Linked DNA regions of Homo sapiens: region 1 is linked to region 2. The links are chromatin loops, found by intact Hi-C in ENCODE. Cell type or tissue: mammary epithelial cell. All regions are shown on one strand. Region 1 overlaps MTMR3 (myotubularin related protein 3). Region 2 overlaps MTMR3 (myotubularin related protein 3).

Evidence for each region. Peaks named below come from ENCODE experiments on the same cell type or tissue, not always from the same donor. Only the 100,000 strongest peaks of a DNase experiment are listed, where the experiment ranks them.
Region 1: a loop joins it to region 2, with 2.4 times the contacts of the local background. A loop is called at or near these places in 2 of 110 quality-filtered maps.

Annotation. Positions count from the first base shown.
Region 1 is chr22:29,911,715-29,916,714 of GRCh38, forward strand. All of the region lies in intron 1 of MTMR3 (myotubularin related protein 3), which reads left to right. Among named protein-coding and RNA genes, the nearest start is that of MTMR3, 31 kb to the left of the region's middle. RefSeq lists an enhancer at 869-1,851. In mammary epithelial cell, no CTCF peak of the experiment used is centred here; a DNase peak (open chromatin) is centred at 2,607; H3K27ac peaks cover 575 bases.
Region 2 is chr22:29,991,900-29,996,899 of GRCh38, forward strand. The region is part of intron 7 of MTMR3 (myotubularin related protein 3); the gene reads left to right. Among named protein-coding and RNA genes, the nearest start is that of MIR6818, 13 kb to the right of the region's middle. In mammary epithelial cell, a CTCF peak has its summit at 2,225; DNase peaks (open chromatin) are centred at 1,222, 2,282 and 2,612; H3K27ac peaks cover 3,364 bases.

The DNA.
Region 1 (5,000 bases), 80 kb before region 2:
ATAGGTACACTCAGTTTATATATGAGATAATATTCAGGATCAGTGGAGTGAAAATAGTAAAGTATCTTCCATTTTTCAATGGCTTAGAGGGAAAAGTGTTCATAATGGGTATAGAATTAATCAGTATTCCTTTCCCATTATTTATGCCTATACAGTGTAGAAGTTTCCCTTAAAGAGCTTATCACCATAATAAGTACAATAGCAAAGATATAAAGTCAGTACTTTTCACTGATTAGGCATAAATATCCTCTTTATTGTTTTCTTACAAAGTAGCTATGATAAACATATAAAAGGGTCAGAAAGAGAGGGGAGAAAAACTCGGTGAAAAGTCAGACAAGAGGAAATGAAGAGGTGAGGTATGTATAGTAAGCATTAGTGAACTTGTAGTAATTGCTTTAGGTTTCATGGATTGCCCACTTGTGGATTAAATGTTAGACTTCTGCAAAATGAGTTGATGGTAGAGATGAAGAAAAGTCTTAATTTGTTTTTTTTATGCTAAGGTTAAAGTTGATGTGGCTAATTAGGTATTAAGATCAGTTTTCCTGTCTTTTTATTATTTATTTATGTTTATGAATGAATGAATGAAGAAATGAATGACAAAGTCTCGCTTTGTCACCCAGGCTGGAGTGCAGTGGCATGATCATAGCACACTGCTGCCTCAAACTCCTGGGCTCAAAGGATCCTCCTGCCTCCCAAGTAGCTGGGATTACAGGTGTGCGCTACCATGCCTGGCTAATTTTAAAATTTTTAGTAGAGATGGGTTCTCGCTATGTTGCCCAGGCTTATCTAGAACTCAAGCGATCCTCCTGTGTCAGCCTCCCAAAGTGCTAGGAGGATTGCAGGCATGGGCCACCAAACCTGGCCTTGTCTTGCTTTTTAATAAGCTGTTGTCATTATGTTGCCTTTCAAAGTCCAGTTCTTCTTTACCACCCCATTTGCCTGGAGGTAATGCATTAGGTGAGAATGAAAGGTGAGTACCTAAAAGATTCAGAATTGGAAGGCCTTAATAGGATCAATGTGTAGGAGCTGCAGAGAATATGAAGGACTTTTAAATATTCCAGTCCCAAAATAAACTTGACCATTGGCCAAGATTGTGGTAAGCTAAGTATTTGAGATGTCTGTGCTACATCATCCAACTCTTGGCCTGAACTGTTTTAGCTGGCTTGCCTATGTAAATTGAAACTTCCTTTAATACTTAACTGTGAGTTAAACATAGTTCTGGAGCTCCATCGAAAGGGTCTTAGTCAGCCAGGCACAGTGGCTTACACCTGTAATCCCAGCATTCTGGGAAGCCGAGGCGAGAGAATCACTTGTGAGGCCTGGAGTTTGAGACCAGCCTGGGCAACATTGCAAGACCCCCTCTACAAAATAATAATAATAATTATTATCCAGCTGTGGTGGTGCTCACCTATAGTCCCAGCTACTCAGGAAGCTGAGGTAGGAGAGTTGCTTGAGCCCAGGACATCAAGACAGCAGTGAGCCATGATTGCACCACTGCACTCTAGCCTGGGTAACAGCGAGACTCCCATCTCAAAACAAAAACAGAAACAAAGGGTCTTAGTTATACAGATCTTCTTAATCATTCCTAAAGCGTACATTCCAAGTTTATATTTACAGTAAAGTGATCTATATCCCAAAACATGTTTCCACTGGTTACTAATTTGGGGCAAGTCATTAACTTCTCAGAGCCTTCTGTAACTAAGATTTAGGGAAAATACTGGTCTTAACCAGAGCACATATGTATACCTTTGACTCTTTTTGCTGCCACATGGTTAAAAAATCAGCCTTAGAGAGGTATAATTTGCACAAATTTTGCCTTTTTTCTAGGATGTAATATAAATGAAATCATACAGGATATACTATTTTGTGCCTGTCCTCTTTCATTTTAGTATAATGCTTTGAGAATCATTCATATTGTTAAAAGCAGTAGTTGTTCCATTTAATTGCTAAGTAGTAGTCCATTGTATGGATATTCCACAATTCCTTTATTTACTAGTTAATGGATATTGGGGTTTTTTTTTTTTCCAGGTTTTGGGTTTATTTATTTATTTATTTGAGACGGAGTCTCGCTCTGTCGCCCAGGCTGGAGTGCGGTGGCGAGATCTCGGCTAACTGCAACCTCCGCCTCCTGGGTTAAAGCTATTCTCCTGCCTCAGCCTGCTGAGGAGCTGGGACTACAGGCTCATGCCACCGCACTCGGCTAATTTTTTGTATTTTTAGTAGAGACGGAGTTTCACCTTGTTAGCCGGGTTGGTCTGATCTCTTGAGCTCGTGATCCGCCCACCTCAACCTCCCAAAGTGCTGGGATTACAGGCATGAGCCACCACGCCCGGCCCAGTTTTTGGCTATTACGAATAAATCTCCTCTGAATATTTGCAACATAGATCTTTGTGTGGACATATATTTTCATTTCTCTTGGTTAAAAATCCAGGAGTAGAAATTGCAGGATTGTAGGGTAAGTGTGTTTATAGTTTTTAAAGTAACGGCCTATTTTGCATTCCCACTGGCAATGCATGAGAATTCCAGGGCTCCAAATCCTTGTTGATGCTTGGTATTGTCATTCTTACTAACTTAAGTCATTCTAGTGGGTCTGTAGCAATACATCATCATGGTTTTAGTTTGTAATTTCCAGATGACTAATGATGATTATCTTTTCATGTGCTTATTTGCCATTTATATGTCTTTGGTGAAGTGTCTGTTCAAATCTTTTGCTCATTAAAATAGGTTGTTTTTTGTTTATTGTGAGTTCATAATGTATTCTGAATATGAGTCCTTCATAACAGGTTTTGTAAATTACATGTTTTGCAAATATGTTCTTGTAATTTGTGGCTTGCCTTTTCATTCTTAACAGTGTCTTTCAGAGAGCAAAAACTTAATCTTTATGTAGTCAGTTATTTTTTTTTTCTTTTTGAGTTAATGATCTTTTTAAAAGCCTATCTAAGGAATTGTCTCTAAACCTAAGGTCACTAATATTTTCTTAAATTTTATTCTGGAAGTTTATAGCTTTGTTTGACATTTGGGTCTGTGAAACACTTCAAATTAATACTGAGAGAAGTAAGTGTAGGGTTGCCTTTTTGTATATACTGTGAATATCTGAGTTTTCCTCTGAGCAGTGCTTCAGTTGCAGCTCACAAAATGACATATTGTGTACTACTATTCAGTTTGAATATTTTCTAATTTCTCTTTTAATGTCTTTTTTGGCCTATGAATTATAAAAGTTTGATGTTTAACTTCCTGTAGATATTTTACTGTTACTAATTTAATTCCATTGTGGTCAGAGAACATACTCTATAGGATTTCAGTCTTTTTCAGGATTTCAGAATTTGAGATTTGTTTTGTGGTAAGGCATATGGTCTATTGTGGTGAATGTTTTGTGTCTTTGAAAAGACAAATATTTGGTTCTACCAGTTCTGTCTCATATATTTTGAAGTTCTGTTTTTAGGTACATACATATTTAGGATTGTTATGTCTTCTCAGTAAATTCATTCTTTTATAATGACTTGTCCCACTTTATTTTGATAATATTTGCCATCCCCCAGGCTACTTTAACATGAATATAACTCTTGTAGCTTTATTACCACAGTATTTGCATAATTTTTTCCCATCCTTTTACTTTTAGTCTGTGTATATATTTGCAATGCATTTCTTGTGATTAGCACATAGTTAGGTCTCGCTTTTTTATTTAGGCTGACGGTCTCCTTCATTCATTCATTTGTTCATTCATTGAGATGGAGTCTCGCTCTGCCACCCAGGCTGGAGTGCAGTGATGCCATCTTGGCTCACTGCAACCTCAGCCTCCCGGGTTCAAGTGATTCTCCTGCCTCAGCCTCCTGAGGAGCTGGGATTACAGGCGCCTGCCACCATGCCCGGCTAATTTTTGTATATTTTATGTTTTGTATATTTACCCCTGTGTTGGCAAAGCTGGTCTCAAACTCCTGACTTTAGGTGATCCACCCGCCTTGGCCTCCTAAAGTGCTGGGATTACAGGTGTGAGCCACTGCGCCCGGCTGACAGTCTCCTTTTAATTGTTGTTATTAAATGATGGGTTTACTCTGAGTTTGAGTATCCATATGGTTAGGTTTCAGTCTACCATTTTGCCATTTGTTTTCTATTCATCCCGTCTATTCTTTTCTGTCATTTTTTGAATGAAAGATTTTGTAATATTTCATCTTATCCCCTCTTTTAGTGGAGATATACTTATTTGTTCTATTTTTCTCTGTGGCTGCTCTATAGTAGATACCTTTAACTTACGACATTCTGCCTTCAAATTATATACCACTTAATGTATAAGAATCCTATGGCGTTATGTCTCCATTTTCCTATCTTCTGTTCTTTTTGCTATTGTCATACATTTTACTTTTGGATATGTTAGAAAATCCATAATTCAACGTTAGGCTTGTTTTTATTTAAAGCTTTGTTCATCTGGGCCTGTAGAGGAGCCTTTGCCCTCGGGCTAGTTGAGCTGTGTTTATAAAGGTTTCAGCTGAATGGCCTGAGTTTAGTAAGGTCTCTTTAATCAGTCAGAAGGAGAATGCCTGTGTAAACTCTGGTAGTTGTGTTTATAGTTCCCAAGTAGTTGCTTGTTACCCAGTGGTTGTTCTTTGCCTACCCTCGTGAAATCTCACCTAATACATGTGCAGCTAATTTAGTAAAGATGTAGTAGTGCCTCACAAATTACAGCTGCTTCAGCCTTCGGAGACACATTTAAGTTTCTGATTGGGTTTCCACCCTCCCTAGATTCTCAGTTTCTCCCTTTCTGGCTGGGGTCTGGAAACTGCCTCAAAATACAAAGCTTTGACAATCATAAGGCACAGGTAATTTGCTTGTCTTCTCTCAGGGATCACAGTTCGGTGCTATTGTTCAGCATCCAAGAATAGCTGTTTCATGTATCTTGTCCAGTTTTTTAGTAGTTTTGGTGGAAGGGCTAGTCTCAAGTTACTCCATCATGGTAAGACTAATTTAACTTTTTATAAATACAAGGTTTGCATGATAAAGGCTAT
Region 2 (5,000 bases):
CTCAACTATAATAAGGTTTTATGAATAGTATGGAAGCCTGATAGAAAGGAGCCATGAGTTTTGTATACATGTGTGGGAAGACTTCACATTTAAAGTGGCTTTTGAATCAGCTTTGAAAGTTGAATAGGAGTTAATTGGTGAGAGGCCAGGTTCCTATCAAGAACAAATAGATAGTGGGGTTTGTTTTTTGTTTTTTTTGAGACGGAGTTTCGCTCTTGTTGCCCAGGCTGGAGTGCAATGGCTCAATCTCGGACCACTGCAACCTCCGCCTCTTGGGTTCAAGCAATTCCCCTGCCTCAGCCTCCTGTGTAGCTGGGATTACAGGCATGCGCCACCATGCCCGGCTAATTTTTTATTTTTAGTAGAGACGGGGTTTCTCCATGTTGGTCAGGCTGGTCTCAGGTGATACGCCCGCCTTGGCCACCCGGAGTGCTTGGATTTATAGGCGTGAGCCACAGCTCCTGGCCTAGATTATAGGTTTTAACATGTGACCCCCTCCCCCCCAAAAAAACCAAAAAGAGATGCTGAGCCTGTTCTGGAACCCAGGCTTCCTGACTCCTCTATAGTCTTTGTCCCCCTCACTGTCATTCTCCGTCAGAAATGGCTTTGACCATGTTATTTCTCTGCATGTAGTTTCTTGTAAACTTTATGTGGTCATAAAACTTTGCTGGTCCAACACTGACTTTTAGTGTGTCAGGTTTCAAAGTGAAGTCTTAAATTTCTGTGCAGTGAAAAGTTGTAAGCCTCCTTCAAGTAAAGTTTACTCTTGGGACTTTTTTCTAGAAACCTGAAATTTTAATCCTGAATCTTCAATCTTATAAGTCTGCCCTGGGTCATTTTAAACATTTGAGGCTAATCTTGCTATGCTTTTGTTACTTTGTTCTCTGGCCCCATGACTAATTGAAGCTTTTGGTTCACATTCTTGTTCTATTAAAATGCTTGTAGCATTAGCATTATCTTATGTTTAACAATGCTTTGATAAATACTTTTGTTTGATCCTCATGACCTTGTCAAACAGGCAAGATAGGTTGGTGTCTGTTTTGGGAGCCAAAGAAATGGAGGCTCAGAGGTAAAAAGCCTGTTGTCAAGTCCCAGTGCTAGTCACTGACGACAGAACTAGGACTTAAAACCAGTTCTCAGTTATTCAGACCTGACCATGGTGGATGCTGTGGATACAGAGTTTGAAAAACAAAAGCACCTGCCCTCTTGGAGCCTCAGGGAAAGCCTCAGAATCCCAGCTTCTCACAGGCGTGTCCAGGCTAGCAGAATCCTGTCACCTACGAGAGACCACACCAACCTTGGAAGTTTATGAGAATGTGCTTAAACTGTCTCTCACTTCACTCCGATTGTTACATCTATTTTTTTTCTTTATTGAAATGCCATCACATTTTAAATACATTTTTTCATTTTTTATGGCTCTTTTCAAATTTGGGGGTTTTTCTTAAAGAGAAAGTTTACAAACAGTGATGTGTACAAATCTTACATGTACAGTTTCTGAGTTTTTAACCATTGCATCTTCTTTATTAAATTTTTAGTTTCTACCATCTCCTAGGATAATGAACTTAATGAGTGCATCCTACTGCATTATGTTATATAAGAACTTTAATTTGTTTAAGACCCCTGACTCCAAGACCCCTGACTCCAAGAGGTATTCCCTAATTTTGGGTTGCCAGCATTTACTCAGCAAGATTTGCTTTCTCCTATCCTGTTCTCTCACAACCACAGACTGAAAAGTCCTTATCTTTTTAGGAGAGCTTTTTTAGTCCCTTGATAATTTGAGTTTCTTTTAGATTTCAGCAAACTCTTAGGATATTCCTGAGAGGTACCTCAGTCTAGTCTTTTAATTATGGGTGGCTCTGCCCTGAGGTGGGATGACTTTGGTCCCCAGACCCTTCCCCTTCCTGATGATATCTGGTATTCTTTGGCCATCAGGACATAAAGATATCTACAGTGTTCTCTGTCTTTTCGTAGGTTTGTGATGCAAGGGCATGTGAGGGGTAAAGTACTGACTTAGGAATTAGGAAACCTGAATTTAAATGCGTATTCTACGATTTAGTTGAAAAAAAGAACACTGGGCAAAGAATTTATGCTCTCTGTGCTTTAGTTTCCTTTGTGCTTTAAAGTGGGACATTCATGCTCTTCCTGCCCAGGCTGATCCAGGTATCCTGAAGATCAAATCTGTTAATGCTGCAGAGTTCAATTCAGTAAATGTTTAAGTGCCCCCTATGTGCCATGCTTATGAAAACACTTTGGAAATTATGCAACTACAAGGTAATGCAATCATAACTGTTTGGCTAGAGATTATGAGTAAGGGTTGCATTTTGTTTCTTCCCAGTATACACAGTCCACATTGATGTTAACCTGCCACCACTCAGCATGGAATCTTGTATTTCAGTGACTTGGTTGAATGTATGTGTATGTATGGCTTTTGCCTTTTATGTATATTCGCTGTGGAGTACAAAGGAAAAACTTGGTTTTAATTAAAAACAAACCAAAAAAAAAAAAAAAAAAACACCTCGAGGACATCCAGTCAACCTGTTTCTTTTGTCATTACCTCATGTTGTTGAGCAGTGGCGGTGTATATAGCATTACTCATCAAATATTAGCATACCAGACAACCACATACTTATAAGTCATCTTTAGGATGAGACAACACTTGGGATATTTCAAAGTCATGCCTTTTTATAATCTGCCCCAGTACATGATATCACAAGTGTAGACTCTGAGGGGTGGAAGTTAGTTTAATCTTATAGCAGTTAATAAAGCCTTTTATGGAGTCTTCTCTACCTAGCCTGCTAGAAGTAGAATGTATCAGAGAGGAGAGAAATGAGAAAATTACATAATTGTCTTAGTATTCATATAAATCTTAGTTTCTGGCTGTTGAACCGGTCATAGTTAAGCCGGCTGTACTGTGGTCACAGCTCTAAGGCTTAATCAGCTTTGGAAGAAGTTTCAACATTGCTGTTGGAGTTTACCTGTGAAACCTGCAGAAGCCTTTGCCAAATTCTTGACCCTTCTCTTAGCCCCTCAAACTCTAAAAAAGTGGACTGAAAGCTAAAAGCTTCTCTCCCATGTCCTTAACTTCCTGCTCCTCATTGCAATTGACTTGTTGGTGATGGCTCTGTACTAGAGTGTTAATCTGGAGGCCTGACAGATGACTGGGCAGCTTAGCTGCCAGTTTAGTAGCATCAGGCCTACCTCTCTAACCTCTCTCATGTGAAATGTCCCTTAAGCCCATCTTGTTTATCCACGACTAGCATATGACTCTGGGTCTTAACACTGCTGTGAAGCTGCCTATTTATCTGTCTTCCGGGTTTGAATGCAGTCCAGGAAGTTGCATCTAGAGGATTTACTGTGACCTTTGTACATAGAAAAGCATAATTCCTTTCTCCGTATTTGAAAATCTGCTAAGAGGTAGTTCTTACCTTCTCTGACTCTGGTATTGGTCTGCTTCCTCACCTGCCAGGTAAAGGCCTGTCCCTTCTGTCCCAGGCCTTTTAAGCTGTGTGTAATTGTGGGCTTGACTACTCAGGATCAGCCAGGGAGCTAGACTTTTGGGGGAAAATTTTTTAGATTGCTGATTGACACTGTGTTTGTGATAGAGGGAGTTAGGGAACTTCATTGCTTTTAAAAAGAAAGTTTTCATTTCCACTAAAGTGAAAATTGCTGGACTGTATTATTTTTATTATAAGAAACACTAAATGCTGAAAAGGGACAAAGGCAGATAGGAAGGGTTGAAATGGAAATATAAAGCCAAACAAAAACCTTATAGCCCCAGTATTTAAAGAAAGTTGGGATATCACAATGTATTTAATGTTGAATTGATTGAGACCTGAGAATTCTGAGATGGAGATTTTTAAGGGGAATCCAGCAATAGATCTGTTTGTGTTTATTTTTCTGGCTAAGTAAACGTGAGTGAACATCTCACACAATTTGCAAAAGCTGGTTGAATTCCTGATGTATGTAATGATGTGGTTTTCAAATAGGTTATGATCCAGTAGTGGGTCATGAAATCTAATTTTAAAGAAATGGAATAGAAAATATCAAATTGTGTCACACACATATTAAGAGTGGGTATTGTTTTGTGAAATGCTTTCAAAAAAATAATGTATGTTGTATTAGCTGGGCACAGTGTCTACCTATAGTCCTAGCTATTCAAGAGGCTGAGGTGGGAAGATTGTTTGAGTTTAGGAGTTCAAATCCAGCTTAGGCAACAGAGGGAAAACCCGGTCTCTCAAAAACTGAATAAATTAAAACATGTTTGTTGTATTGTGTTGTAAAACATAATTCTTATTGTGGGTTGTGATGGTCAGTTTCAGAGTTTATGAAGTCACTGCCTTAGAGGATATAAAAATAATTAAAACTCATTCCCATTCCCAAAGAACTCGAAATAACAGATTTTCTATACCTGCTAGTCAGTATATATTTCTGCGTATAGCTCAGAATGTTGTGCTCTGGATGGTGGTTCTAAGTCCTTCTTTGGGGAAATGGTTCTATGAAGTAAATTGCTAGTGATAGTGATTGTTACTGTTATTATTTTGCCAGTGGTTATTTTTAAATCACAAGATCCTTTAAGGGTATCTATGTGTTTTATCCTGAGATAGAGGTGTTAATGTAAAAGATCATTAATGTACAGTTCAAGAAAAGCACAAAAAAAATAAATCATTAATGAAATACTTACAGCTTTTGCAAAGACTTGGAGCTATATCCCAGAGTCGGGGGAAAAAATCTCTTAATGAACTTGGAATTTGCCACAGTTTTGCAGCTTTTAGATTGGGATTATGAATTAAAGACTCCTTGTCTGTTTTTTTTGTTCGTTTTGTTTTGTTTTTTTCCCCTTTTTTTGAGACAGGGTCTCACTCTGTTGCCCAGGCTGGAGTGCAATGGTGTGATGATGGCTCACTGCAGCCTCAACTTCCCTAGGTTCAGGTGATCCTCCCACCTCAGCCTCTCAAGTAGCTGGGACTATAGGCATGGACCACCACAACTTAATTTTTGCA